Linked DNA regions of Homo sapiens: all the other regions are linked to region 1. Evidence: chromatin loops called from intact Hi-C (ENCODE). Cell type or tissue: GM12878. All regions are shown on one strand.

The links. A loop is a pair of places that touch in the nucleus more often than their neighbours do. Peaks named below come from ENCODE experiments on the same cell type or tissue, not always from the same donor. Only the 100,000 strongest peaks of a DNase experiment are listed, where the experiment ranks them.
Region 2: a loop joins it to region 1, with 3 times the contacts of the local background. A loop is called at or near these places in 2 of 110 quality-filtered maps.
Region 3: a loop joins it to region 1, with 2.2 times the contacts of the local background. A loop is called at or near these places in 3 of 110 quality-filtered maps.
Region 4: a loop joins it to region 1, with 2.8 times the contacts of the local background. A loop is called at or near these places in 8 of 110 quality-filtered maps.
Region 5: a loop joins it to region 1, with 6 times the contacts of the local background. A loop is called at or near these places in 10 of 110 quality-filtered maps.
Region 6: it touches region 1 in a loop (3-fold over the local background); 3 of 110 quality-filtered maps call a loop at or near these places.

The regions. Positions count from the first base shown.
Region 1 is chr7:69,602,095-69,607,094 of GRCh38, reverse strand. All of the region lies in intron 1 of AUTS2 (activator of transcription and developmental regulator AUTS2), which reads right to left. Among named protein-coding and RNA genes, the nearest start is that of AUTS2, 6.1 kb to the right of the region's middle. In GM12878, no CTCF peak of the experiment used is centred here; a DNase peak (open chromatin) is centred at 2,934; H3K4me3 peaks cover 2,676 bases; H3K27ac peaks cover 1,000 bases.
Region 2 is chr7:69,694,065-69,699,064 of GRCh38, reverse strand. All of the region lies in intron 1 of AUTS2 (activator of transcription and developmental regulator AUTS2), which reads right to left. Among named protein-coding and RNA genes, the nearest start is that of AUTS2, 98 kb to the right of the region's middle. RefSeq lists an enhancer at 1,813-1,862. In GM12878, no CTCF peak of the experiment used is centred here; a DNase peak (open chromatin) is centred at 2,864; H3K4me3 peaks cover 1,249 bases; H3K27ac peaks cover 1,972 bases.
Region 3 is chr7:70,031,938-70,036,937 of GRCh38, reverse strand. The region is part of intron 2 of AUTS2 (activator of transcription and developmental regulator AUTS2); the gene reads right to left. Among named protein-coding and RNA genes, the nearest start is that of AUTS2, 440 kb to the right of the region's middle. In GM12878, no CTCF peak of the experiment used is centred here; no DNase peak of the experiment used is centred here.
Region 4 is chr7:69,648,482-69,653,481 of GRCh38, reverse strand. All of the region lies in intron 1 of AUTS2 (activator of transcription and developmental regulator AUTS2), which reads right to left. Among named protein-coding and RNA genes, the nearest start is that of AUTS2, 53 kb to the right of the region's middle. RefSeq lists an enhancer at 2,107-2,236. In GM12878, no CTCF peak of the experiment used is centred here; a DNase peak (open chromatin) is centred at 2,021; H3K27ac peaks cover 1,011 bases.
Region 5 is chr7:69,801,544-69,806,543 of GRCh38, reverse strand. The region is part of intron 1 of AUTS2 (activator of transcription and developmental regulator AUTS2); the gene reads right to left. Among named protein-coding and RNA genes, the nearest start is that of AUTS2, 210 kb to the right of the region's middle. RefSeq lists an enhancer at 2,362-2,411. In GM12878, no CTCF peak of the experiment used is centred here; DNase peaks (open chromatin) are centred at 1,812 and 2,203; H3K4me3 peaks cover 965 bases; H3K27ac peaks cover 2,745 bases.
Region 6 is chr7:69,737,470-69,742,469 of GRCh38, reverse strand. All of the region lies in intron 1 of AUTS2 (activator of transcription and developmental regulator AUTS2), which reads right to left. Among named protein-coding and RNA genes, the nearest start is that of AUTS2, 140 kb to the right of the region's middle. In GM12878, no CTCF peak of the experiment used is centred here; DNase peaks (open chromatin) are centred at 2,349, 3,079 and 3,939; H3K4me3 peaks cover 1,118 bases; H3K27ac peaks cover 1,806 bases.

The DNA of each region.
Region 1 (5,000 bases):
GAAAACTCACTCCTCCCCTCCTCATACTAATAGCATAAAAAGGGCCTATTCTTTGTGACCTCACAGTATGTATTAATTGCATACCAACAGATGCAAAGCTATAATAGAAACTATCATTACTCTGCTATTGTGTTAGAAGAAACGAAGGAGAACACAGCTCAGATTTGGAAGAAAGAAGACACACTTAGGGTCTCACCAGTCTTAAATTCTATGTCCTCTTCACCTCCCAGAGGGGAAAAAAGTCTACATTCATGGAACAGGTTCTGATTATATAAGAGAAAACAGTTCTGCCCCAGCTCACTAATTATTTTTGATCTTCTCCTGTCTCAAGTTTTACCAAATTCATTATCATATTGCTCTTCTAAACTTCAATGATCTAAGTTTTCAAATCTACCTGAATCTTTTCAGAACTTTCTAAAATTAACAGTTGCTCTCCCATTACTAGGTTCTTTATCCTACATCTGCAGCATATTGGGTTTAATCCTAATTCTGAAAGAAAAAAAAAAGTTGCTTCTTGAGGAGGAAAAAAACAGCATGAAACACTTTTACAAAGTTAGGCTGCATTTAGTATATTATGACTACTATACAGGATAGGGGTAAAATAAAATAAAATGTAAAGCCACTAACCCACCATCCTTCACCCTTTGCGTGCACACAGGTGCGTGCACACATACACAAACACCCGAAATGCCACAGACCTTCTCGTCCAAAGGCTTCCAAATCTCGTAGCTCTTAGACCTAAATTATTCCTAATAGCTAGCCTCAACTATTGTTGTGTCCATCTGGGGACCTCATTTCTAATCCTAACATTCTTTAAAACTAAATAATCACCATTTATCTTTGATAATACATAAAACTGTGGTGTAGAAGAGTCTCAGAATCTATCACCCTCAACACTCCTTGAATCATGTTTACTGTTCTGTTTTCTTAACCCTTTTTCAACAGTGAGAACTACAGAACACTACTCTCAGGATCAAAGGCTCAATTCCTAACCTCATAATTCATTTTTTAAATTCACGGATTCATTTACATTCTAATTCCAAAAAAAAGGTGCAAGTAGTTAATCTCCACAATTAACAAAAGCTGCATGGAATCATCATATCACAACGTTCAACCACATCTCACATAAATACTCCTCAAGTGATGCTCTGCCTTATAAAGTAAAATAATGAAACTCAGTAAGTACAGTAAAATACTTGAATTCATAACCACACACACTATTCACACCCTTCCTTTCCTCCAAATTCTCTCATCCCTTCTCAGATCCTAAAGCTATGCATACTTTCAGAAGTCAAATGCTGGAACTGACCCATTTATTTTACAGTCCCATGGCCAAATTTTCCAAAAAAGAAAGTGAAAAATGCAACAGAAACACAGTTCCACAGCTTTTCCTGGCTATGTAACAGCAAAAGAGCGGTTCTGACCCTTTTTTGAACTACCACTTCATATACAGCAAGCCAAAGGCAGATAATTTGAAATCGTTGTTTTAACATCAATGTCAACCTCCTTTCCCAACCAACCTTTTTTTACAGGTTGCCAAAGAGCAGCAATATATGAAACCAGAAGGGACAAAGAGGATAAAACATTGGCTGAAGGGCAGCTTGGTGGCATCAGAATTGGGCTAGTATCATCACACTGAAAGAGCTATTAATGAGAACCACTCACCAATATTCACCTCCTGGTGGGGTTGGTAACAATCAGTAAAAAGGCAGATGTCAGGCAGGAAAGGGGAGCAGGAAAAGACATGGACTAGTCTCCCTCACTGTTTACATCTTCCTCACTTTCACTCCCCTTGCCACTCCTGCTTAAGAAGCAGCTCCCACGCACCGACTACAAGCTTCTGTGCCTGGTTTTCCAAGTCGTCTACCATCAGCCCACTCACCCCAGACTCAGAGATCACCAGATTCCAAGATCTGGAGGGACTTTTTTGGATCCTTTCTAGTATTTCCCATACTGGATTATAGATTACAATGCAGAGAATAAAAGTGCTCTGTGGTCAAAATAGATTTAGGAAATTAGGCACAACACATTGCCTTCTCTGATATTCAAAATTCACATTCACACAATAGACTTTTAATTCTGACAGAACATGGCATCCATTTAATTTTGTCTAGCCCATCAAGTTTCAGAAACTATTTGGCGGTAGATCACTCTGTTTCAGACTAAAAAACAATTTATGAACATCCTGTAAAGCTATGTTCCCTTCCAGCTTGAGAAGCTTTACTCTAAACTAGTTTAAACCTCTCCACTAATGGATAAAGGAAATGATGCTTTTAGAAAGTTAACTTTCAAAGGCCACACTAGTTAGGCAGGCCAAGCCTGGCATGTGGGTCTCCACAGGTCTCCTGCCCCACTAACAAGCACTCTTTACTTACCACCTTTGTACTCATTTCCACCAGCCTTTCCTTGCCCCCAAGTCCTAACCATGTAGCATCTTGTTCCTGTGCCTTCATTATTCCTTTAGAATGCTCTCCCTAGCTCCAACTCCTTCCCCATATATCCAAATCACTTCACCCTTCTAGGTCCCATTCCCCACCCATGAAGCCTTCTGGAACACTTCAGCCTATCTCACTAGCCTGTCTCTAAAAGCCTATGGCGCTTAGTTGATATCAGGCATTCAAGTACCTGTTTCAAAATTATTTCATAGGTGCTGGCTTTATCAACTAAACTACATACTTTCTCAAAACGCTAGATTTATGTTTGGTTTCTCTATATTCTTAGTGCCTTGTACATATTAAGCACTCCATAAATATCTGCAGACTGACAGAAGGCATGTGACTCATGTTGTTTTTTAAACAACTAAAGTGATTTGACCATAATAAATTGTGAGAGCCTATTAACATGGCATGTTATAAGTACACCAAATTCTGTATAGCCCACTTATGCTACTGATGTGTGGGGGAAGCCCTGAAAACAGAGCCAGGAAGTGAAGACCGCATCAAAGTCTTGGTTTGATGCTCTAACCACTAGAAATGAGTCTTCCTTTACTTTCATAAGCCTATAAAGCTCCAATTGGCCTCTTTTCTGCTAATTCCACAAATTTCATCTTAGCTTCCCTTGGTCAGCTGTACAAAAGGAGGCTGCCCTAAGAACCCAGTGCACAAAAGAGGAATGAGGGGAAAAATAATGGATTTGCAAAGTCAAGTTTTCAGCCATGGTACTCACGTGGCTTCCTAATAGACACAACACAGAAAAAAAACCCAAATAGCAGAAAGCCAACACTATCTAACACATCAGGACACACTGATGGTAGTAGGACCCCAACATTCCCATTTATACTTTGCTAAAAGCCACTTTTTAAGAAAACTAGACATCTTATCTGGGGATTTTTGCTCTCATCCTGTCACTCGAAGAATATCCAAACAAACAATATACTATATACCAACGTTAATTCTGCTTCTCAACTGCATAATGAAAAGAACACCATGTTCAACTTTAGCCTCCTCGCCTACCCTCTTATCTTCTATCATGAGGCTCTTCATAATCATACACTTGAACTTCAGGGCACAATTACTCAAGAGAAGTGTCCCTGTGAATATGAAACTGTTTCAGCCAGTTTCACTGCCTATAAAATGTGAGACTTGTCAAACTACCCCTAAAGCTTTCATCATCTCAAAAAAGAATCCAACAACAGCAAAAAATAATCAAGATAAAAATGCAGGTTCTCATTAGGCAAGTTATCACTTTTACTCCAGTATCAGTAAAATCAGTTGAACTGGAACTATTTATATTAGCACATTTCATAATGAGTTAGGAGCCTCTTTTTTAAAAGAGAAGTCCAAAACCAGCTACTCAGAACAAAATCATGGAGTCAAATAATGTGTCCATTAACACACAAAGTATGCTACTCCACTGTTTGCCAGCTATTGCTCTGAACTGGCACAAGCTATAAACCTAGCTGTGCAAGCCAATATTTCTGGTTTCTTTTCACAATATCATACCAGCAGCAGCCTTAATGACATGTGGTGACAACTGATTTCATTTCTAAACACAAGGCCCGAAAACATACTACGTATTTAGGATAACTCTTAGCATCTATAATAATTCTTAACTTTTACAAACACTCCCCCAACACACATTTTTGTCCAAGCTCATAGTTTAGTTGCCTGTTCCCAATAAGCCCTCACATTTCTTGGTGATAGTTCAATAAATCTTCCAGACTGAATAGAGTGGACCACCAGAGGTTTTAATTTAACAATCACTAACACATATGTTCTGACCATCCAGCATGGACACAATGTGATAGCACACAGCCAACAAAACTACCTTTTGCCAAAGAACCAGACATATATGATGATTTCTATTTCCCATTGTGTGTTTTTAATCTGACAAATGTATTTACGGCTTCCCTACAAAAGTTGGGCCTCTTAAAATGTAAACACTGACAGGATATTTGATATTAGTGAACTGTTATACATTCATTTAAGTGTGATAATACTGCTGTGCGGGTTTTGGTGGGGTCTGAGGATTTTTGGAGTCATTATGGTTTAGGGATTCATACAGAAGTATTTCTGTGTGAGAAATATGGATGAGATCATATGTGGGAGAGGAAATAGATGAAATATAGAAAATACAAGATGAGATATGAGTTGGTAGTTCTCAAACCTGGATGTTGGGTGTTCTGTCTACTTCTGTATGTTTAATTTTTTCTACAGAATTTTAAGTAAACTTTTTTAAAAGTTAGACCTTTTCTACCTACACATAGATAGACATATGATATTTAGATATGAAGGTGACATAGTATTCAGCTAACCAAAATATCCTGGATTTTAATCTAGAAAAGTAGCAGAAAAAAATAATCAGAGCAAAGAAAGAAATGGTATTAACTGTACATTTTGAACTTGGTCTGCTTTTAAAATTACAAGTTTTTTAGGCACAAAATAAATTAAAATGAGCACATTTTCTCGCAAAAGCCAAATAAATAGATATATATCACAAGCCCAGTCAAATACCTATTTGTTAAAAATAAAACCATCAAAAAGAACTGCATAAGTGAGATA
Region 2 (5,000 bases), 92 kb before region 1:
CTATGACACACCTCGCCATATATATTCCTAGGAGATAAACACCAATTTAATATGAACCAAAAGAGTATAATCATAAACAGGAGAATGTAAACATAGGAAAAAATATATAGTCAAAGTTATATATGACATTGGGAAATCTATCTTACCTCCTATGTTAGATGATCTGTGCTACTGTTTCCTTCCCATACATACCCACCCCTTATCTTTAACCTTCCCCTCCCCAAGTGCAGATAGTCAAGAACTCAGCAGTTTTAGCACTTAAAAGTTCAAAACTTATTTGTGAGTAAATTTGAACCCAAAAGCATGAATAAAAATCTCAAAATACAACCTAGTGTGAAAATTTGACATGTTGGCAGATGCTGACCCAAATTGACTCGGCAACACATTATCTCCAATGGGATCACTCATATGTTTCTTGTGTTAAGTCTAAGGCTGTGTGCACTGTGAGGCCATTAAAGCAGACCACGGGCATGTGTGGTATCTTGCAGGAAAGTAGGCAGAATAAAGAGGCAGCCTATGACATCAGTGATCCTACTAAGAAGGAACCCCCAGGCTCACAGATAATAACATTAAATGGTAGACAGGCTGCCACTCAGCAGGTAAGTACTTTTTAAAAACCCTTTGGTAGACAAGTCATCAAAGCCCAGCTCAACAAAATACTATCTAGGGAAAATTATTTGCTTTTCTACTAGATCAATAAGTAGCAAATAAGGTTAGAGACTAGAAATGAGCAATCAATAAAATAGGGAAAGCACCATAACCTGTCACTGGTTTTGGCCACATCCTTCGTTCCTGTCTACCGGTTTTCACAAAGAGAGGAGAGACAACTACTATGTCACTCAATTTTTCGCATATACACACCTAACATTTTATTGTGCTTAAAATTATGGGACCATTATTAATGGCCAAGACACTCCATATCAGATCACCACTGGAGAAAAACTTGCCCTAGAGAGTTCTATGTATAAATTGAGTTATACATAGATGTATTTTACCCAAAGTCCCTGCTCAAGCTTAGGATAACAGGAGTTTCTAAAAGTAACATCCTGTTCTCCCTTCTCTTTGTCTTCAGGTCTGTCTTAGTGTCTTAATCAGCAGAGCCATAATCTAGAAGGCTCCACTATAAACTGCCGTGTTATCACAAAATGTCTGATCTACTTGAAGAAGTGAAGGAAAAGCGGCATGCTGATCCACTACAGAAAGTTCCCATGGTACCTCATGAATTTTTGAAGCTGTCTCATAAATCAGTTCAGCCAAGATCACTTAACTTGGTCTTGTTACAAATCCTGCTGCCACAGTGGACAGTGTCTGAAATTGTAATTTAAAAATGGAGGAAGGACTCTTCCACAAAAGCTGGGGTGGAGAGCTCACAATGCCAGTTCAGGAGTGTCTGAATACAGAGCTTGGGATGCCCAAAGTCAAGGACGAGAGGAAACTGATCTGAGCACTAACAAAATCCTAAGCTGCAGAAGATTCATTTTCTTTCACTTATTTCTGTAGGTATAAAGCTAAGACAGTCTGAGAAAAAGCTCAGACTGCACCTCATAGCAAATCTAGAAAGCCTACCCCTGACATCACCACAGCACTTCTCATATTGAATCACGATTGGTGGGTTTCTTAATTTAATCCTCTCTCAACTGTGAGTTCCCCAAGGCAGAGATCATTTTATTTATCCCCAGTGCACCTAGCTCAGTGCATGGCACCATGGATACAGTACATAAATATTTGGTGGATGTCTACTTAGAAGAGGCAATGCTTCTTGTAAAAGAAAAGGAAGCCTATACAATTCAGTTCATTTGCCCTTGGCAAAGAGGAACATAAGATCTACATCCTAAAACTGATTCTCAGAGTAAGGTCCTTGGACTAGTAGCATCAGCAATGCCTGGGGCCACATGAGAAATGCAAATTTTAAGGCCCCACCCAGGCATACTGAATCAGAAACTATGGATGAGGTCTAGCAATCTACATTTTAATAAGCCCTCCAGACGATTTTAATGAAAAGTAAAGTTTGAGAATCATTGTCCAACAGTTTCTGTGCATACACATACGTTACAGCTTCCTAACCTATCCCTTAGAAGTGAGACAACTGAATAAGATAACTCTAAACGTTTTTTAGATGTTTGGAAATAAGTTTACACACAACCATGAACCAGCTTTCCTGGTGGTGTTAATTAATTACATATGCAATGCTGGTTCAGTGGTTTTTATTAATCTGTTTCTCTCTGCTCACAGCAAAGACATACATATTTTACCAATGAAAATACAAAAGTCAAACCAACAGCTGAGACACTAGAAAAAAAATCTTTTTACAAATTGACCAGAACACATTAGAAAATTAATGTTACACAAAGTGACAAGAAGGTCAGGTTCTTAGGGCAAAATGGAGGTCATTCTGCATTTATCTCCAACTCAAACAACTAAAAGACATTCAGCAAAGATCTCCTCATTCTCCCCACTCTGTGCATGGCTATGGTGGCCTTCTCCCAGATTATCTGCTGGTATTTCTAAAGAGCAGATCGAGATAAGAGGGTAAGAGTATTCAGAGTGCTCAAAGAGGGAGGAGCAATTTTGTCACATGGAGACTTCAATGACATGTCAACAATGAGCCTAATTACCCTGCTGCTATTCTGAAAATAATTCTATACCCTTCACGTAAAAAAAAAATTCTATACCCCAGTGAGTCTATTTTGGAGGGAAAACAGCCCAGCAAAGACACCCTTGGCCAGCATTAGAGAAGGCTGACGTTACTAAGGAAACTCACTTGGGGAGGAAGTGCTGAGTCTCTTGGCCTTTCCCTGAGGAGGGGTAAGGTAACCAAACCAAAAAGGGAAGAACAGAGGTCCTCTTGAGCCTATGCAGCTGCTAGAGGTGCACCGAGGCTAACCGCAGGCTTCTAGAGGTGTCAAACTGCTCTGCAAAACTAAATTTGTCCTTGTGGCTGGAGAAATCGCAAAAAGAAAAGTGAATTCTCACCCATGATCTGACAGATGCATGTGCTTCACTAGCCACGAATATATTCAGATATTAAAGGGGCAGCAATTTTTAAAACTGATCATAATACGTTTTCATTCAGGGCCCACAAAACAAAAATACCACAAAGGGTGTCTTCCTATTTGTAGATGGAAAAAGAGCATTTCTTGAGTGTCAAGAAGGCCCCTTCTTGTGTTCTCCCGTAATACAGAAGCTACTGACCAAGAAACCGTGCTTAAAAATAAAGATTTTTTTTAATGTCTAGTTTCCATACCCAGTTTCAAGAAATTCAAAATTAGAGTAATTTTGGTCAAAATCTGTTAGATTTATTCCTGCAGTTGTGGGAGGGGGGCATTTTTAAAATGCTTCACTAAAACAGAAAATATACAAAAGCATGCTCTTAAAATATAGCAAAATATTATAAACAACATCAAGCCTATTAATGTCTACTATCAATCTAGTTTTAAGAGGATAGTTTTTTAAAATGGATATGAACATTTGCCCAATTAATTTTGTTTTTAAAGTGAGTATTAAAAAGCACAATATTTAGTCGAATGTGATTCAAATTCATCCAAATCAGGACCTACCCCTAATCAAATATCTGACTACAATTTTTCAAACAGTTAATAATTTTTTTGTTTTATATTTTATTAAGCTGAATAACACAATATAGTATTTCCTCTATATGACCAACCTGAAAATATTATATTCCCTGTTACTTTGTTAATCTATATTTATATTTTTAAAAAAATTTTTTTTCTTTTTTATACAAGAGTCTTGATCTGTTGCTCAGCCTGGAGTGCAGTGGTGCGATCACAGTTCACGGCGGCCTTGATCTCTGGGGCTCGAGCTATCCTCCCACCTTAGCCTCCAAAGTAGCTGGGACCACAGGGGTGTGCCACCACATGTGACTTTTTTTTCTTTTTTCTTTTTTTGTAGAAATGGAGTCTCACTGTGTTTCCCAAGCTGATCTCAAACTCCTGGGCTCAAGCAATCCTCCCACCTCAGCCTGCCAAAGCGCTGGGATTACAGGCATGAGCTACCATGCCTGGCCTGTTAATATATTTTCAGTGATTAAACAAATGATGACAAAACATAGGTTACCACGTTCTCTCCCATGGAATACCCATTTCTGTAAACACCCAAAATGTTCCAGTGGGGTTTTCCTGCTTTATAAAGCAGTACATATTTTAAACCCCTTTTACTCTTAATTTCAAAGACGTTTGGCGTTTTGCAAAGCTAGAAAAAGTAATTTTATCTCTCACTGCCATACCTACAGTCAAACTATAAATAGTAAGGCCACCTTGTAAAATAATGGATTTCAATCTACTTTCAACTTTGAGGGTCCGCATTACAACTATAATTACTTCTTTTAGATAACTCCTGTCCACTAAGCACCCAAATACAGAACAACGAAAGCCAACTTTCCACTTATGAAAACCCACAGAGTTTAATTTGTGATCTATTCTTTGTTCCTGAATAGGAACATGGTTTTGCCATGTTGCCTAGGCTGGTCTCAAACTCGTGAGCCCAAGCCATCTGCCCATCTCAGCCTCCCAAAGTGCTGGGATTACAGGTGTGAGCCACCATGGCTGGCCATAGAGCTTTTCTTATCCCCTGACTTCCTTTCCATGTCATTACGTTTTCTATTTTCACTCAGAACCCAAACTTTTTTCCCCAAACATGGCTGGGCATCAAAATCACCTGCAGATGCTATAACAGGATGTCTTAAAAGAACAGTAAAGAAAATAAAAATTATAATTTTTAAAAAGTAGAAAAAAAATTACCTGCAGGGCTTTCAAAAATTAAACATTCCTAATCCTTACCCCCACTGAGTCAGAATTTCCAGGAGTGAGACACAGAAATCCCTATTTGTTTTTAATGAATACTCAAATTTCAAAACTAGTACTTGGTAGCAGGGAATCAACAAGCAACACCTATTAGTTCCACCTAACTGCCCCAGCAACAATCACACACGAGTCTAAGGAAGCCATCACTGCAAGTAAAAATGTTTTAAGAGGAGACATCTA
Region 3 (5,000 bases), 430 kb before region 1:
AGATTACAGTTTTACAAGGAAAGAACCTGTTGCCTTTTGCATCCTTTGTCCCTCTACATCCCCACCAAATGGCAAGAAAGTGTTACTTACAATGAACACTCTTGGTAGGTGATTTAACTGATTGGCAAAAGAATTAGCTCAGTGCCTGCACAGCCAGTGACATCAGTTTTGGTGTCTTCGGAATTCCTGCTGGCAGAGGCCTTCTCTTTTAACTCTTCTGTAATTCCTAGCCCTCCAGAGCCACAGACCCACAGGCCCAAGGCACATCTGCTATCTGAAGGTCTCTGGATAGCTGTTATTTCTGCTCTTACAGCATTTCAAGGACCAAAGGACTGTGGAGAAGAAGAGGTGAGCAAATGCAGTGAAGAAGCAGCTAGAATCCCAGTGGGGCAGAGAGAGGAGAAACAAGGTGGGAAACTAGGAAACCAAGGCTTCTCCTATGATAGAAACAATATTAAACCACGGGACAGCCCCTACCCAGCCTAAAAGAGTATTCACTTTAGGTGTAATACACTATTCTGTGTTAAGATTAATGTAAAACAAAACTGTACTTTCTAAAAGAGATCAGCTTTTAATTGTTCTAGCCAAGTCAAGTATGATTCCCATATTGTTGTTACTTAAAAGTTCTCATAGATTTCCCATTACACTTATCATGGAATACAAAATCCTGAACTCGGCCTCAAACTTGGCATGCATTTCCAGTCTCACTCTTAGCACGCTTCAAGCCACACTGGCTTTCCAGCACCTGAGAGCAGCTCAGCGTTTTCTTGCCTTGGACCCCTGTCTGTGGTGCTGCTTTGCCTCTCAAACCACCTCTGGCCGGCGCCGCTACCTTTTGGCAGCCTGCTTTGAGAAAAGTCATTTAAACTGCCAGGGATCCCCCCTTCCCCCATTCAAAGCAGTCTGTCCTGCTCTTTCATAGCACTTACCACATTTTGTAAGTATTACTTGTGTTATCTGTACTTCTTCCATTAAACTGTAAATTCTGTTACTGCAGGAACCATGTCTATATTTTTCAACATTACATATCTAGCTCCTAATATACTGCTTGCCTCATAGTTGACATAACAATTTTTAGGACGTATGAAAGGATGAATAGAAGGAGCATTGAAGGAGATGGGTAGAAAGGTGTCAGAGATTAAAGACAAGAGTGTGGTAAGAAGAAATGAGGAGGAACAAGAAATTATGCAATGAAGACTCTATGACCACATCATCTTGGAACCGGGAAGAATAAAGAACCAGCTGGTTCCATTCTCTTATTTCATGAGAGGAACACGCACCAGTGACCTAAGGTCTCATAGCTAACATTAAAATCTAAGTTTCTTAAGCCTAATTTTGTGCTGCTTATACTAAAGTACAAGAGTCCATACAACTTTTGAAAATATAATTCACAATCGTCTTTAAAATCCTGATGAAGCTATAATATGGCAAGTCTAGACAAAAAGAAAACAAATCAAACGTGATAAAAACAGCAATGCCTCAGAACCTCCACTCCTCCTCTTTCAGGCATCACTGACCCAACAGCTCAAGAAAAACTGCATTCTGTGAGACTGGTGTTATGCCAAGTACTTTGCCTAATCCTGATGCCACAGGGCCAATCTCATTATTTCCCCCCTTTCCAGATTAGGAAGTGGAAACTTAGAGAGGCATGTCACTTGCCTAATGTGACACAGCTTATAAGTAATGGACCTAGATAACAAAGGGGATTTAAAAGTCAAGCAATAAGAAATTCACATGCAGCTCACATCATCAAAGGCATTCTGCATGACTTTGGAATTCTTTAGTGGGTGGCATAAAGTACAAAATGGGAAATGCAAATGTTCTGTTTTCTATAGTCTCCTCTGGGAAGAGAATTGTTGAATGCTACAGTATCATATTATATTGGAATGACATGTCAAACCCAATGTCAATATGTCAAAAACTTCATCAAAAGTAGAATTGAGCCAGGCGTAATGGCACGTGACTATAGTCCCAGCTACATGGAAAGCTAAGGTGAGAGGATCGCTTGGGCCCAAAAATTCCAGGCTGTACTGAGCTGTAATTATGCCACTGCACTCCAGCCTGATGATAGAGTGAGACAGCCTCTAAAAAAGTAATTTTTAAAAAATTAGAATTGTTCTGAGTATGACACTCACACTCAAGACGTGCTCAACTACCAATGTTTGTTCTGAGTGGTAACCTTAACACGGTCATAACAAGGAAGCTAATCCATCCATCTTTGGAGCTTGATTTCTATTTGCAATCCTGTCATTTGTAACAACCACCAAACTGTCAATAAATACAAGACTATTGGTAGAACAAGACAGTGATACTAGAAGCACCTCCAAATTTACCGTAGAATTACCAAATGCAGCAATAATACCCATAAGTATAAATAGTATTAATGCAAAAGTTCTTATTGCAATCATAATGTTGACACACTTGGCCAGAGGAATAAGTCAGTAAATCCAATTCCTTGCATGTGATATCACTCTACTCCTTCCTTCCTTCCTTCCTTCCTCCCTCAGTCTGACAAACATTTGTTACATTCTAGTAGGTGCAATGCAATAGGTATATGTCAGCTCATTTGATCCTTGTGCCATCCTCTCAGGGTAAGAAGGACAACTCAAGGGAGGAAGAAAGCATCACAGAGTTACTTATTTAATGTAACATGGGAAGAGACAGAGTAGGAATGATAAACCAGCTTTTCTAACTCCTCATCTAGTGCTCTCTGGAAATGTTATTCATCTCCCACGACTCTGATTTTTCAGAGGACACCAGGTAAGCACCAAACAGTTAAAAGAATATCTACATTTATCTTTTACTTTTGTCTTCCATCTTTTAAAAATTTTCTTTTTAGTTGACATGTAGCAACCATATTTATGGGCTATGGCATGATATTCTGATACATGTACATAATGTATAATGATCAAATCAGGATAATTAGCATACCCATCACCTCTAACATTTATCATTTCCTTATGCTGGGAATATTCAAAATCCTCTCTTCTAGCTTTTAAAAAATATACAATAAAAGATTAACGGTGTTCACCCTAATATGCTACAGACCAACAGAACTTATTCCTCCTATCTAGCTGCAATTTTGTATCCCTTACCAATTCTCCCTATCCTCCCCGCCCCTCCACGTCTCCCAACTTTGAATAACCACAGTTATATTCTACTTCTATGAGCTCAACTTTGTAGCTCCCACATATGAGTGAGCTGTGTTCTCCATCTTAATGGTCCTAAAACACCAATAAGTTCCTCCTGATATAATGCAGAAGATTCTTTTTGTTTTTTTCTATTTTGTATACATCTACACTTCTAACTACAAATAACAGGTTTCAACATTCTCTCCTTATTAGTCTCTGCTTCCTTAAATCTTCTCAATTTTGACTCTACTGCTTTCTCTGCCAAGGAGTATCTGATATTTGCCAATCTCTGCAAGGATTCACAAGCTCAAACTAAATTTGCCACCCTAGAGCCACACAGATCTTGCCCCACACTGCTTCCCAATGCATGGCATTCTCTCACTTAAAGGTTCTTCCTCTTTTTCTAGAATTCATGTATACACATCATGACTAGCACCATATGGCTCATAGTTGGATCACACACATTATACTTTTACAAACATATGCATACTCACTATACACATACATTACAAGGAGTGCTCACTGCTTAAAACCTTTCCCCTTTTGGTCATTTCATTTAACTTGAGGAAACTTAATACCTTTTTAAAAAAATAATAGCTTTATTAAGATGTAATTTGCATACATACAACTCAACCATTTAAAATACACAACTCAATGGTTTTTATTATATTCAGATAGTTGTGCAACTATTACCACAATCTAATTTTATATTTTTACCACCCCAGAAAGAAACTCTGTACCTATCAGCAGTTACTCCCTATCCCTCTCATGTTTCACCCCTAGACAACTACTAATCTACTTTCCAACTTTCCATCTCTACAGATTTGCCTATTCTGGATATTTAATACAAATATAGTCACACCATATGCAGTCATTTGTGAATGACTTTTCTTTCACTTAGCATAATGTCTTTTTTTTTTTTTACTCTGCCTCTATCTGTTCATTCAAGTATGACTCCCTGGGGACTTCTCCTGGAGTGACCAGGCAATAAAGTAAACCAACATAGCATAATTACAGGGAAGGTTAGAGGAGGAGGATACCTTACAGGGAGCTATGAAAGGGTCTGAAGCCCACAGCCCTACAGCTCATCCATTCTAACACTGCACCACTGTCCCTCACAAAGTACTCATATCCCTGTGGCTTTTAGCTTGGGAAAACTGCAAGGACATAAATGATATGTGTATACACAGTGGCTTAAAGGGTCCACAGGAAGCCTTCATGAAGTCATCAAGTGCTTAACTGTCTCAATACCATATTTTTTGTTTTATTTTTTTTAAGGATGATCATAGGTTTGGGTATAAAATTCAAATTCAGGTTCATCAGTCTAATTAAATTAAATGTCTCTATTGGAGGAGTTATTGAGCAAAAGAGATCAGTTTTTATGAGAAGGTTTTGTTCTTTTGTTTTGCAAAAACCTCAGCCATTGAAATAGTCCCCAGGAAGCCCTTTAAAATTCTAAAAATGCAAGTGAAGGGAATGTTAATTAAACGTTTCATTAATGCTTGCCATACAGTGAGCCTATTCATTTCAGTGAGGTCAAATTTATGATACAGCGGAGTTAGAATTTTATATGCTCTATGTATACTTTATAGTACATTGGGGCACCTCATAAAATTCAATTGTACAGTACATTTATGTCCTTTTTTTAAGGACCTGGATCATAATTTAAGTTTTTAAATGATTTAGAAAGGTTTATAATTTTTGCCTTTTTGCTTTTATGACCCACTATGAGAAGAACTTAGTTGGTGCCAAGACTTTAGTCAGAAACGTTAACCCCGACTACTATACTGTTTCTGTGGGAAAATGTGCTTCACTTCATAAGATGATCTCAAGAAATATACCAAAAGTAGCAGCTTTCATTCTACAGTT
Region 4 (5,000 bases), 46 kb before region 1:
TGAAAATACAAGTGCTATACAGGAAGAGAACACTGTACACTTGATACAGGAGTGCTGGAGAGAGATACTATCTTCATCCAATGGGCTAGTTGCACTTTTCTTCCTAAAAGCAAATCAAAACCATTAATCAATCATAAAACTGTTCTTCAGGCTCCATAATCTGGCCCACACCTGAAATTTCTCTTTAGTCTTTGGGGACAGGACACAGATGCAGAGCTGCCCCATTAGAAAAGTTAAATAAGGAACCTAACTCACTTCTTGGCCTGAGAAGAGTAACAGGCAGAGCCCAGGTGGGACAATAAATGAAGAGCCAGCAAGCCCACATGAAGAAGGAAGTCCCCACTCCACAACAGCACTGGAAGTCCCAAGGTCAGAGTGTCACTTCAGTCCCTTCAATGCAGGAACCTTCTCCCAGCCACAAAACAGCCAGATACACTGCAATATGAGTTAGTTTGTGAACCAAACCAATTAACTCACAGGATCTTAATAGTGGGCACTCAGCCTCCTAGCTAAAGCACTACGAACCTCATTTTTAAAGATACTTGGAAAGAAAATCCCAGTATCTCTGAAGGCCAATCCAGTGTGTAGTAGTCACTTGTGGGTCTTGAAGTTGTTTATATCTAACAAAACTACCTTTGGCAAAGATCTAAAAAAGGAAATTTACTATTACTTTTTTCACAGTTCCTCCAGCCCCCACTATCGATGTAGTAAGCATACTTTCAGACCTACATGGTCTAAATTTCTTACACTTTTCCCCCTTTTTTTCAAAAGACATTACAAAATTTGACATAATTCATGTGTTTGTAAAACTTTGCAGGTCCATAAATTCACAAATTGAGGAAAAGCCTGTGACAACAAGAATATTTTGCTTCAGAAAAATGGTCACTGCACCTGTAGAAACAGGCAAGAGCCAACTAGCACCTATAATAAAACTATAAACACTCAAAAAATGACAGCTAAGAATGCTTCCAGCTCCTAAGTTCCAAAGTGCTTTATTCTCAATATCTAGTAGTGCCTCAGTGTCATAACCATACTACTGTCTCCGTACATTATTATTACACATCTCACCTGACTCTCTTTCCCCAAATCAGGGCAAAGAAAAAAAATCCCTGTCACAGGTACTAACAGCCACCAAGCAAAGGGGAAGCCAGGAGACAGCCTATTTTGCTACATGGAATGGCCTCTCTATCAGGCACAGGTGTCTACTTTCAAGTTATTTAGATTAACTTGCCCCAAACCAATAAAACCAACTTATTCCCGGAAAGTTAAAATGCCTGCTCACCTTAACAAGCAGAGCCCACCATAGAGAGTATAAGAGCAATACTGCTTTATGCAGACCTGAAATCTTCAATAAGATTAACTTACCTAATAGGATTTAAGGACGCTATGAAGGCCATTATGGTGTCTCCTACAAGCTGGAGGCTCCAAAGGCCTTAACCATTCGATTTAATCTAATCTGGCCTAATCTAATCAAGGCTGTCTCCCTGCATTCTGTCAGTGGGGACTTTGAACAATAATCTAAAAACTAAAGAAAAAACTTACACTCAAATCACACCCTGTAGACCAAATATATACTAACCTTTATCCAGAAATTAGTGCAGACCTGGCAACAAATATGTGTGGGGGTCTTTTTCTGCCTTGATTTGCTAATCTTTATGATCTACATAAGCTAAGAAATGATTTTACCATCCATTTGACACTTAAATTCTAATTGAATGACACAAGGAAGATTTCACATGTTGATTAGTGATCTTACTCAAAATCCACAGAATAGAAACCATGGATTCTAGTCCCAATTCAGTCACTATCTGAATCAACCTTGAATATTCTGTGTAACTTCTCTGAACCTCTAGTTGCTAGTCTATCATGAGATGAAGAGGTTTCACCCAAATTCATAACTACCTCTGGTTACCTGAAGGCAGAAACACAGTCAGTCCTTTTAAGTATAGTAGGCGGGTCTATTTCTCACCCCACAGAGCCATAACCTCATTTAACAAGTGCGTCCAGCTTTGGGGAATTCCCCAGAACACGCTAGTTCAAACAATCCAGAAATGACTAGTTCCAAATATTAGCCACGGAGTAAAATGGCCACCTTCCTGGTGCAAGAAACATTTCCTCAGGTTCTGCTAACACATCTGAACCTGTGGCTCAGAAAAATCTGCTGTTCCCAGAAACTCAGAGTTCAATGAGAGATCCAGAAAAAAAAACACTGGTTATCAGAGGGTAGCAGCTATCAAAGGTGTCAACAGCAGAGTATGCACTACTTGCCAGAGATGTCATAAGTTTGTTTCACACCCCGTTCCTCACACTGTCTCAGACCAGTCACGCCCAGGCAGTCCTCACGACACTACTAGGGCAACACAGCCTCCAACTCCTCACTCTGAACCAAATCTGCATTCCCAATGGCCTATAACCTAATTAGGTTTTAAGAAAAGATTCAGGTTAAAAAAGTATCCCTTTCAGCACACTTAACAGAAGACCAAGGCAGAGCCTCAGCTAAGGGCAGGGAATATAAAGATGAGGAAGAGCAGATCCGGGCCCTCAAAGCACACAGCATAGCACGGGCGACTTGCACAGGATTCTAACGCAGTATGTGCAAAAACTGAGGTAAGCCCAGGTGACAGAAAAGAGATGAAACACAGCATGCCACATAGTGAGACCCAAGGGACAAAGGCAAAAAACAGTATCATGCACAGGGAGCAATAAGCAGTTCATTACTGCAGGAGCATTTTAAAAAGGCAAACAGGAATGGTGAACAAGAACATCTTCATGGGCTTGCAACCCGTGCAATCCCAGAGGGACCTACATCCAGAAAGGGCCCCATACTTGGTTTAATGCTCTACCATCACTGTCTCGAAATTCCTAATATTTCTTTTTAAATAAGGGGCCTCACAAATTACATAGCTGGTCCTGGTAGTGAGAGATGGCAGGAAATCAGGCAGGGACCCACGGGGCTAAAATGATGAAAGTTCTCCTCTGAATAACCCACTGGTAATCCACGCCTTCAATAGAGTACTTTACAGTGGCCAGGAATCCTACTGCTAAGATTCTAATTCAGAAGGCCTGGGATAGGAAGGCTACAGAAAGTGCCTTTTTAACAGGCTCCTGGCAATTCTGATGTCAGCAGTTTGAGAAAGTATATCTAAAATGTAACGATGCTTTAACTCTTTATTATTTCTTATTGATAGAAAGAGTACAAAGAAGGCCCTCCCTCAGCAAGCATCTTTCCCAAGCTCTTAACCTACTTAGGACATACTCCAGTCTGTGGGTAGTACCAGGCTTCCAAAATGGCCATCAGAGCACAATTTTAGAAAAACAGCATGGGAATAGCCCAATTTAATAAGTTAATCATCCCAATAAATGATTTTGCCATCTCTTGTCACCTAATTTATATTCAGTTTTTAACTCCTACCCATTCCCATAGCTCTCAATCTCCAACCATCCACAGTGTAACAAAACAACTGGCCCAGTTTGGATGGCTAAAATTGTGCTGCTGCATAAGACTGTGTGGGGAAGGAAAAGGGCAGAGAAAGGAATAGGAAAAAAATGACTTCATGGTATATTTCTTAGAAGGCACTGTTCTCTTTTCTTCCTCCTTCCTTGCTAATTTCTTCCCAGTGATCCTTCCAGATTTTGCTGAGAGTCACTCTTCAGAAGCAATTTGCCAGAATCCGAGACTGGGTTAGATTCGCCTCCTTATATGCTCTGAAAGAGTCTGTGGTTATTCTCTATAACCCTCATCTAATTATAGCTATTTGCTGGATTTAGCTTTTTTTTTTAATGTTTGTATCCTCCACTAGACAGCCCTATGGCATCAAAACATAATTCACATGTATCCACTAGTTAGCAACTAGTGAGTGTTCTGTAGATACATAGGAATGAGGGAGAAAGGTTGTAAGTCTTTGAGTTGGCCACGGAAAGGAGGATGAGGTGACTCTGCTCACAGCGCCAAAGGCCAAAAAAAAAAGCATACAGTGAGACTCTGACAAAGCAGCAAACAAAGGAGGCACAACTGGACCACGGGTTGTTGGCAACTGTTTCGTATGTCCACTCTTTAAGAGTTAAGGAACAGTATCATCCACTGGAACACAAAGCTGTATGTAACAGGCAAAAGGAGGTAGTTTGGAACCCAGCTCATTGGACTACAGAAACACAGTGTACCAAAAGCCAATGCAGTTTGCTGGATGCCTCTTGCTCCCCAAGTACCTAGACTGTAAGACAAACTCCGTTTTTGTTTTGTTTTGGCTGTTGTTAGGGTTTCCAGCTTACTCAGGAAAACCAGAGAGGTCCAAGGTATCTACAGGTCCGAGACAAAGTGTAGTGAAAAACTGGCTGATTTTCTAACAGCACCATGTACACACGTACAAGAAGAGACATTAATCCACAGCTCCGCTCAGCAAATGCCATGGAAAATGACTGGTCTCCAGTCTTGTTCATTTATTCCTCCATGGGTTCCAGCCTAAATGTTGCTCCTACCTACTTACTTAACCATCTTGGAGTGATTAAACCCTCTCCCCAGCCATCCAACTTAAATAGCACTAAGTTCTTAATTAAAACACACTATAAAAAATGATGAACAACCAAATTCAGGTGCTGCATAATTTATTTACATTTATGTAACAGTTTCCCCCAAGGAACTCAAGGCATTTTGCAAACTTAAACCTATCTGGCAGATATTAATCTTCACAAAATCCCACAAGAAAGGCAAGAATGTAAGACGTATAATCAATAACAGGTCCCTTCACACATACACATCCTCCCCCTACATGACTGTGCATCACTCTAAGTCTCTCTGGGTCAGAGATCTAAATTAATTTGGAAAATTATACCAAGTACAGGTGAGATTTCTCAAGAAACCTCACAAAAAGAAGAGGAGCCAAAGACTGTTCTACTACACTATGAAAAAAGTTACTACATCTTTTCTTGCACGTTTTCTATTCGCTAATAGAAAAAAAAAATCCCATCCCACTCCAAAGTAAAATTTTAAAGACCAACTTTAA
Region 5 (5,000 bases), 200 kb before region 1:
AGTAAGCCGTGATGGCACCGCTGCACTCCAGCCTGGACAGTGGAGTGAGCCTCTGTCTCAAAAAAGCCACCAAAAACAAATACACAAACAGAGTGTAGCTCATCAGACTCTGTAAGAAGTAGACAGTTCAACAAGTATAACGCCCTTAGAATAATGCCTCATACATCAAAGCACTCAACACAAATAAGCTATTATCATATTTCATTTCTACATTATCTCCTACTAAACCTTTACCTAGACACACTAAGTAAAAAAAATTGAGTTTTGTCTTCATATCTTCCTCTTGTCTTTCTTCTGTGGTTGTGACGCTGGTTTAAAAAAAAAAAAAAAAAAAAAAAAAAAAAAAGCCTTGGCTGGGCATGGTGGCTCCCATCTGTAATCCCACTTTGGGAGGTGGAGGTAGGAAGACCGCTTGAGACCAGCCTGGGCAACATAGCAAGACCAAGACCGTGTGTGTCTCTATCAAAAGTTACAAAATTAGCCAGGTGTGGTGTCACGTGCCTATAGTCCCAGCTACTCAGGAGGCTGAGGTGGGGGAATCGTGTGAGCCTAGGAGTTTGAGGATGTAGTTGAGCTATGAACGCGCCACTGCACTCCAGCCTGGGCAACAGAGTAAGACCCTGTCTCAAAAAACAAAAAACAAAAATTAAACTAAACAATTAAAAATAAAAAGGGACCTTGGTGTGAGATTCAGTCAGGAGAAAGAAAACTTTCTGTCACTGCTGCCTAAATACTATCATCCAATATTAACTTATTGCTCACTGGGGACATCACAATATACATCTTCATAGAGAAATAAAGGTTGGTTCTGCTTCCTACACTTGACTCAGGAAGAAAGCCTTCCTTGATACTGCATAATTTTTAGAACTCCCAGCCTCAGAAGAACTGATCTGCGTTGCTTGGTTCCTTCTGTACACAGATTTGCAAAAATATTCCATAAGAATTTGCATTTTCCCTGTCTTTTTCCTATTCTTTTTTCCTTCATATTTTCTTGTCTGCACAATTTGGTTCTTTTTTATAGTCACATTCTATTCCTGTACCATCCTACCCAGATCATTTACTTTATTCAGGATATGAAGCCTCTTTCATTCTTCATTGGAATTTTTTTCTTCTGAGCAACAAATGTAAAAAAAAGTCTGCCTCTGCGTATTATTTGTCTCCTCTTTCTGACTATCCTCCCCCATGGCAGTTTGTCTAACGTAAAAACATTTCTCACAAGGAAATTTCTGGGCAGGGGGCAGAGGTAAAGGGTGACTTCAAAAATGCCAACATTGAGCAAAGCACTTGCCACAAATGTAATGTTGGTGTATTTTAAAAGCCTTGCCATGTAACCTCACAGTATCTTTGCAGATTTATCTCCTGTTATCAAGGCTGCTACTTAAGTCAACAAGGCATTGGGCTGAGACTATAAACACTGCCACAGTGGATCATATTCACAGTCCATCCTCACATCAGCACTCTGCATCTGACAATCAACTGCACCAAATAAGAGTTTAAAGGAAGATATAACTGTCCTCTCTCATATAAAAGTTAAAATATCAACTGTTACAAGCTCAAGAGACTAAAAGGAAAGCAACGTCTGTCTGTGTAGTGATTCTTAAAGTTGGGTATAATCACAGGAGGGCTTGTTAAGACACAGATTGCTGGCTTCCTCCTCAAAGGTTTCTGATTCAGGAAGTCATGGTAGAGCCTTGGAAATCTGCATTGCAAACAAGTTCCCAGATGATGATGATATTGCTGCTTCGAAGACCACACTTTGATAACCACTATTCTGGTAAAGAAGTAAAATCCAGAGATGCTACAAATCGAGACAAGAAATGTGATAACAAAACTCAGCACGATTCTCGACAACAACTCAGGTCTGTCACCATCCATGTAACTGTGGGGTTCATGATCCTACATTTTGGCTGTCAACAGGAATAAAACTAATAGATCAGGAGAATGATAAAGCAAAGTCTGGGCTAGTAAGTATATTTAAGTCTTCATTGGAGGCACTATAGGATTAACTATCATGGCAGCTCTTTACTGACTCTTAGAAAGTAGAGACGAAGGTGACACTTCAAATCCACCCTAAACTCAGCATTTCAGAGTTGAGTCAGGAACCAAGTGAGGTAAACCTCTGACATGCTATAGGAGCCACTAATGAACTTAAATTCAACATCAAAGGTATGAGAAGTTTCACACAGTGAGGACTGAAAGCTCTGTGTGCCCACTGGGGGATACCTGCAACACTACTGTGCTTTGTGAAAATGCCATTTGAGTAAACTACAGATGTGTACGTGACCATATATGTGTGTTATGGTTTCACACCCACTCCCCCAGCAACACTCCCATCTCTTCCCTCCTGTCTTCCTCCTATCTGTCACTGCTGCTCAAATACTATCAGCCAATATTAACTTATTGCTCACCAGGGACATCACAATCTACATTTTCTTAGGGAAATAAAGGTTGATTCTGGAAATACACGTTGTTTAGTATGGTGTCAATGGAAAATGAAAAAAAATTTTCTTTGAGACAAGAGTCTCACTCTGTCACCCAGGCTAGAGTGCTGTGGTGCAAACAATGATCACTGCAGCCGCAACCACACAGGCTCAAATGATCCTCCCACCTCAGCCTCCTGAGTAGCTGGAACCACAGGTGCCTGGAACCACGCCTGGCTAATTTGTTTGTTTATTTTGTAGAGACAGTGTCTTGTCATGTTGCCCAGGCTGGTCTGAAACTCATAGAATCAAGCAATCCTCCTGCCTTGGCCTCCCAAAGTGCTGGGATTACAGGCAAAAGCCACCATGCCTGGCCTAGAAAATGAAATTTAAAGAGTTCTGAAAAATGTTAAGTCCCAAAGAGAAAAGCATGTGCCACTGTTAGAGGCCTCCCCGGGAACAGGTGGGAACAGTTGAGTTTAATTAGCTTATAGCTGGTACTGACTGTATGGGAAGGCAGGGATTTGTTTTTTGACTCCAAGTCTTCAGGTTATATTTTCTGTAACTGTTAACAACTACAAGGACTTTTTTTTTTTCCAAAGATGGTAACATTTGTATGCAAGGACTTTTATTTGGTGTTTACAGGAAACAGAGGAGAGAAACCAAGATGGTAAGGATTTCCAGCAAAGCAATCCAACATCATTATAGAGAAGCAAACCCAGTGAGTTTTGTTATATTAGTGGGCATCGGTGGCTTCTAGATGGCCCCCACTGGCACATGCACAGTCCCCAGAAAGTGACCACATGTGACAAGTGACAGCATTTATTCAAGAGTTCTCTCCAATTGGTGCACTTCAGAGCTGATCATCAAAGAGAAAGGAGTGCACGGTACATCAGCAGTCTGAACTACAGTATTCCAAGTAAAGCAATTCCTTCAGGAAGACTATGAAATGCAGGTATTTATAATTCTGCTGAGACCCCAAACTGATTATTGCCCATTGTGGGAGGAGCTAAAAACCACCCAGTCCAGTAACAACAGCTGAACTTGGGTTTGTCATTCTCTTTTATTAAGCATACACAAACTGTCATGTGGACAACGACATTTTTGAGGAAATGACCTCCAAATGAGGGGGAAAGTGTCAATGAAATTTGAAACAGCAATTAACTTATGGTGTTTCTGCCATGAACAGTCAACACACAATTCTCTGAAGAACTGTCAATATAAACAGAACCAGTATTCTGTACAAAGATCTTCGCAATGGAAGATTTAAGAATTCACAAAGAATTCATCCCTTACTAATATACTGTTCCCTTGGGCTCTCCAGCAGCATACTAAGGCCAAGTCCTAAGGAGCATTAAACCCAAAGCATAGATGGGTAATCCAGAAAAACAAAACACTGAAAAGCAAGATGTTGGTTTACTTACCCCAAAAAGTCAGGTGCTTTGACCAACAGCAATCAATGATGGTTATAGCACAGGCACTATGAGCCAGTACTCTAAGGTTCAGAAAGAACCTAAAGTTCCTCTCCAGTTGCAGAGACAAGACTGCTGCACAAATAAGCAATTACAGAAGATAACATTTCATTACCTAATGAAATGAGTTCACAGTTAGTGTTACAGGACAACAGATAAGGAAGCCATCAAGGAGACAGAAGTAGACAGAAAAGCCCTTCCGTTATCAATCAGAGTAAGTTATCAGGTCCCCATGCAGGGGACACTGTGATAAGACTGCATAAACTACTTAAGTGAGAAATACACTGTGCCCTGAAGGAAAAACAAGATCTGAGAGAGGTGGTTCCACCACAAACTAGAGCTTAGAAAATAACAAAACACAAATTCTGACCCATGAAAAGGAAAAGACAGGCTTTTTCCTTAGGGCCTTTTCCATAAAACTAAGTTGGCAAGAAGAAACATACGCTCTCCCCTTAACATACGTCTTCAGGCTAAGATTTAGTCAGGGAAACTATCCAAAGACAGGAAACATTTGCAGATTCTGATCAAACAGGCCACTGAAAGCCCAACCTGCTGGTCTGGCCAACGTAATAAACATGAGGGATGAGGAGCACATTCCAAAGAGCTATGCACACTGTCCTACCTCACTTCTCCCAAATACCCACCTGGCTTACTTCCTCACCCCCTTTTAGGTAATTACTCAAGAGTTGCCTTCTCAGTGACTCCTTTCCTGGCCACTGAATCTAAAATTGCATGCCCCACCACCACAACAGCACACATCACATCATTTCCTGGCCCCCTTTCCTCCTTCCTAGCACTTACCAGTTTCTAATACTCTAGATATTAGACGTTTCTTTATTGACATTCCCTTCCACTAAAATGCATGTTCCATTGAGTCAGAGAGATTGTTGTCTGTTTTGTTCACTGTTGTGTCTTGAGCACCTAGAAAAGTGCCTGACATATATCAAACAATCAACAAAACTGTTGAATGAATGAATAAATGAACAAATGCATGTTTGTACTGACACCTGTGGGAAGTTTTGTTTTAAGATAGTACATAATGTAGTAAACACTTCAATGGAGAGTAATGTCTTTTATTATACATACACAAACATATTTATGTATATAT
Region 6 (5,000 bases), 140 kb before region 1:
ACAGCCACTGTTATTTACAGAGCAAACATGCCAAGCATAGTGCTAAGGGCTTTAGATATGAACCCAGGTAATCTTCACAACAAACCTACAAGACTCAAAGAGAAGAAAATCTTTCCCCCTAGAACTGTGTATCCAGCTAACTACCTTTTGAGATGAAGGGCAAAAGAAAGACATCTATGATAAACAAAAAAGAGCATTTACTACCAATAGGCACTCGCTCAAGGAAATTCTAAAGAAAAGTCAAACCTGAAGGAAGGTCTGAGACACAAGAAAGAAATATGAACAAACAAATTGTCAAATACATAGGTAAATCTAAAAGACCATCTGCCCTCCCCCCTCAAAAAAAAAAAAAAAAAAAGGTAAAATAGGCTGGGCACCAGTGGCTTATGCCTATAATCCCAGCACTTTCAGAGGCTGAGGTGGAAAGGATCACTTTAGCCCAGGAATTCAACACCAGCCTGGGCAACATAGGGAGACCCTGTCTCTACAAAAATAGAAATTTTTTAAATTAGCCAAGCGTGGTGCTTCATGCCTAATACTTAGGAGGCTAAGTGGGGAGGATCACTTAAGCCTGTGAAGTTGAGGCTGCAGTGAGCCAATATCGCACCACTGAACTTCAACCTGAGTGACAGAGGGAGGCCCTGTCTCAAAAAAAAAAAAGGCAAAACAAATACTGGATTTAGGTTGGGGTGGCAGTATGATCAGATATAGGGTAGTCACTTGTATTATCCAAGGTGGTTAGGCTATGGATTTTTTTTTTTTTTTAAGACAGGGTTTTGCTCTGCTGCTCAGGCTGGAGTACAGTGGTGCCATCATGGCTCACTGCAACCTCTGCCTTCCAGGCTCAATCCATCCTCCTGCCTCAGCCTCCCAAGTAGCTAGGAATACAGGTGCATGCCACCACACCCAGCTAATTTTTTTATTTTTAGTAGAGGCAGGGTTTCGCCACATTGCCCAGGCTGGTCTCGAACTCCTGGGCTCAAGCAATCCGCCCAACTTGGCCTCCCAAAGTACTGGGATTATGGGTGTGAGCCACCGCACCTGTCCTGGATTAACTTTAGACTTAAAAGTATATGTGACTTTATTTCAAGGGTAATTACTAAAACAATAGTATGTGAATCTTTAAAACCAAATCGGGGTTCGAGGTGGGGTGGAGTTGAATAAGAAGGAATGAGCTGGAAAATGGTGGTGCCCAGATTCGAATCCAGGATGCCAAGTTCCCAAGCCTATTTGCAAAAGAATACCACCACATTGCATACAATCAGCTCTCAGAAATCACATGTGTGTCCTTAGGAAACAAACATACTATTTCCGCTTGTCATCTTTTCTCAAAGCACATGAAGACTTAAGATTTAAATCCTCAGTGGATCAAGAGTTGATGAGAAATTACCACCACAGGCCACACTCCATACACAGCACTTGTTTTTGGCCTCTCCAAAGGAAATCTTTCCAAGTAGGTTGGAAAGTCAACAAGATGGTAACTAGAAGCAGAACTTTTTTTATTGCTAGAACTATCCAAGCCCATCGCCACTTTAAATTTTGCCTAAAAATTAACAATCCCTGGGCAAAAGCTCTTTCTCATAGCCGAAGGAGCAGTGATAACCTCACACCTAAACTCTGCATTGCTCTCCTATTGAAAGACATTTCTGGCCGGGCGCAGTGGCTCATGCCTATAATCCCAGCACCTTGGGAGGCCGAGGCGGGCAGATTACCTAAGGTCAGGGGTTTGAGACCAGCCTAACATGGTGAAAGTCCGTCTCTATTAAAAATACAAAAAAATTAGCCAGGCATGGTGGCAGGCGCCTGTAATCCCAGCTCCTTGGGAGGCTGAGGCAGGAGAATTCCTTGAACCCGGGAGGTGGAGGTTGCAGTGAGCCAAGATCACACCATTGCACTCCAGCCTGGGCAACAAGAGCAAACCTCCATCTCAAAAAAGAAAAAAAAAAGACATTTCTGATTTAAGTATGTTTTTGTCAAGAATCTTTAATTATGTTTCACAATTGTGTCTTCCTTTCTTTCACTTGCCTAAGATTTCAACTTCAGTGCCTCAGAAGTAGATTAAATAAAGATAAGCTCTTGTCAATCAGAGCTGGCTTCTCCTCCCCCCACCTACCTTCTCTGGTTACTAGTTCCAAATGCTGCCAATCAAGAAAAATTCTTGCACATCAGCTGTCATTCTTTCCTGTCTAAATGACGCTGGTCACACTTCATTAGGAACACTGTCCTGATCAAAAGCTACAGCCAATCATGTCCACAGAACATCGAAGAAGCAGCTGGTCATGTCTAGCTGGTGTCTGGCACAATTCCCACTCACAGAGGATGCAAGCAGGGCCAGACACACTTCCCCAGGGCCAAAGAGGCAGCTAGTCATGTCTCTGGCACATTACAGGCTGCTGTAAACTACATGTCCTCTGCTGATTGTGTTCCTACGTCATTGGCCCACTAAAGATAGTCTCAAACTTGAGTAAGTCCTCGTAGCCACAAAGACCACTGGGAGTTTAGCAGTCCTCTCCTTCATTAGCTGGTTGTGACACTGAGGGATTTAAGTCAAGCTGCTGGTTTCTAATTCTCCAGACAGCAGGTTCAATCCTTCCCCAACATACAGAAGTTTACAACAGCCACCATTCTATACACCGACGACAACATCCATACTCTCTTAGCACAGACTGCATATACTATGTCAAGGAAACAGTAAAGAATTAGCACAAATCTGATAGTTAAAGCCTCAAAGAGCCAATTCTTTCAACTCAAATACTTATTTTCAACTGTATTGACATAGTACTGTTGTGACATTTACTTAAAAAGATGAGGTGGGTGGGAGATTTTTAAAACTACAGCCCTTTAAACACCTAAAGAAACAGTAGGATAGAAGCAAGAGCAGAATTTGGTTGAGGTATTTTTGGTTGTTGTTTTCTTTTGAGCTTGCAAGCTCTTTATTCTCCAGTTGAGCTATCCTGTTTGTCCCCAGGGTATAGTGCAGAAAGCTTTATACCCAAGATTCAACATGCCAGTCATGCCCTTAAATCCCAGATGTGTGTACCCACATCAGGAGCCTGGCTGTGTCAATATGCAGGTGCGGAATGACTCAGAGGTGGGCCATTCATACCAGAAGAGGCATTTGCCTGGGTTCAGAGTGAATCAGAAGTTCAGTTATTAGTAATAGAAGTGGTTATTTAAATGTATGATTTCATCCTAATTAAAACTAATGGGGGAGAGAATTTGCATTTAGCTGCCTAGTAAATAGCTCTGTTATTTCACTTTTAATATCTGAAGGGTATTAGCAAGATAAGGTTTTCAGGGCAGGAGGGGAGGGAAGTGAAGGTGGTGGGTTGTTATTCCCACCCCCTGAAGATTGGTTTTATATCCTATTCCTTTTCTTTAGTGCTTTTTAACAACCTCCACCCATCTAACCAACCCCCTAGGCCAGAACCTAATAAAACATTCCATCTTAGAAAGCTAACAGTCCAGTACACCTAAGAAAACCACCCAGGGACACCACCGAACATCTTGCATTCACACTAATAACTGCAGGATATCTGATTAGGAGAATGCAAAATAAGAAGCCATTAATAGCAGCCCTCATCTCCTTCCTCCACACTGATTACCAAAAGAACAGCAGCAGCTGAATCAGAGCTAAATCCTATTCACAAGGGACCTAGGGCAACAAAGAGGAAAAAAAACCGTTAGAGTAGTGCTTCTCAAGGGAAGCTGCTTTAAGTCATTTTGATTCTGGCATCAATCACGCCTGCCACAAACCAATAAGCATGTATAACGCAAGCAAAGACTAGATTCCATTCCTTCCCTCCCTCCTGGGGTTCAGCACAGTGCACCTAGCATACTTAATTGCCCTGCCAACCAAACTGCTACTTGCAAGGCCTCCAGAGGAACTCAGCTAGTCCAAGGCTGAGTTTAACTCACAGGCTTAAATGTTTACCCTGAGAGCACAAAAATATCAGCTGGGGAGAGGGAACAGATGGCCTCAGGGCAGCCCACTCTCACTCTCACAGAAGCTGACTAACCACAAGACTCTTTCGAAGAGTTTTACCCTCTCTGTGCCTTAGTTTTTTTACCTGATAGCATATCTGCTCCCCAGGGTCATTGTGGGAAGTAAACAAATTAATTCACATAAAATACCACGAACAGTGCTTAATAAAAATTAAGTGTCTCCACCCTTGTCCCCCTCCCATGTACCTATAGAAGAGAGAGAAGGGGATGAAAAAGGAGAGAAGGAAAAAAAAAATGGATCCAAGGATATGGCTTAGATTTACAGATAAAGAACCTGATGGCCCACCTCCCCAAATGACCCCCTTGCATTGAACTTTACTCCACCCCAAATCTGTAGTTCTCTCCCTTCCAAAGGCACAGTTTCTGACTCCTGGCTTAGCAGTCAGTGAAGATGATCAGAATTCCCCTTCTCTGCAAAGAACCTCAGCAAAAAAAAAAATAATAATTAGCGTTTCCATAAACACAGTATTTTGAGATTGGTGAGGGATCTGTGGATCCCCAAACTCTGTGCAAGTCAAAATGAATTTGCTGGTAGACAGCCAATGTTTCCGATTTGATTTGGCAGAATATACCCAGTTAGGATGTTCTCTCAATGCAATTAGCAATGCACTGTCAATGAGCAGTTTAGCTATTGACAATACCTGTTGCAATTTAATTTTAAATGTCAATGACTTGTTTGGGTTCACTGTAACAAGGCTTTTATGCATGACAAATAAGCATCCTAGAACAACAGGATGGATGAGCAAAACAAGAGGGTGAAGAAAATCAATAGACACTGTATAAGGGGCTGTCTTTCAAACATCCCCCTGTGGCTATGACTGCCATGAACAAGGCAGGCTGCTCCTCCCAGGAGCAGACTGGGGACTTAGGGAGTGTGTTACTGTCATCTACTTTTGCAACTGATGCCCACTGTTCCTAATGGGATATGGGAATGAGGAGCAGACCAGGTTCTGGAGATAACCCGGACTAGGCAAAAATGCTAGCCCAAGCAGGGA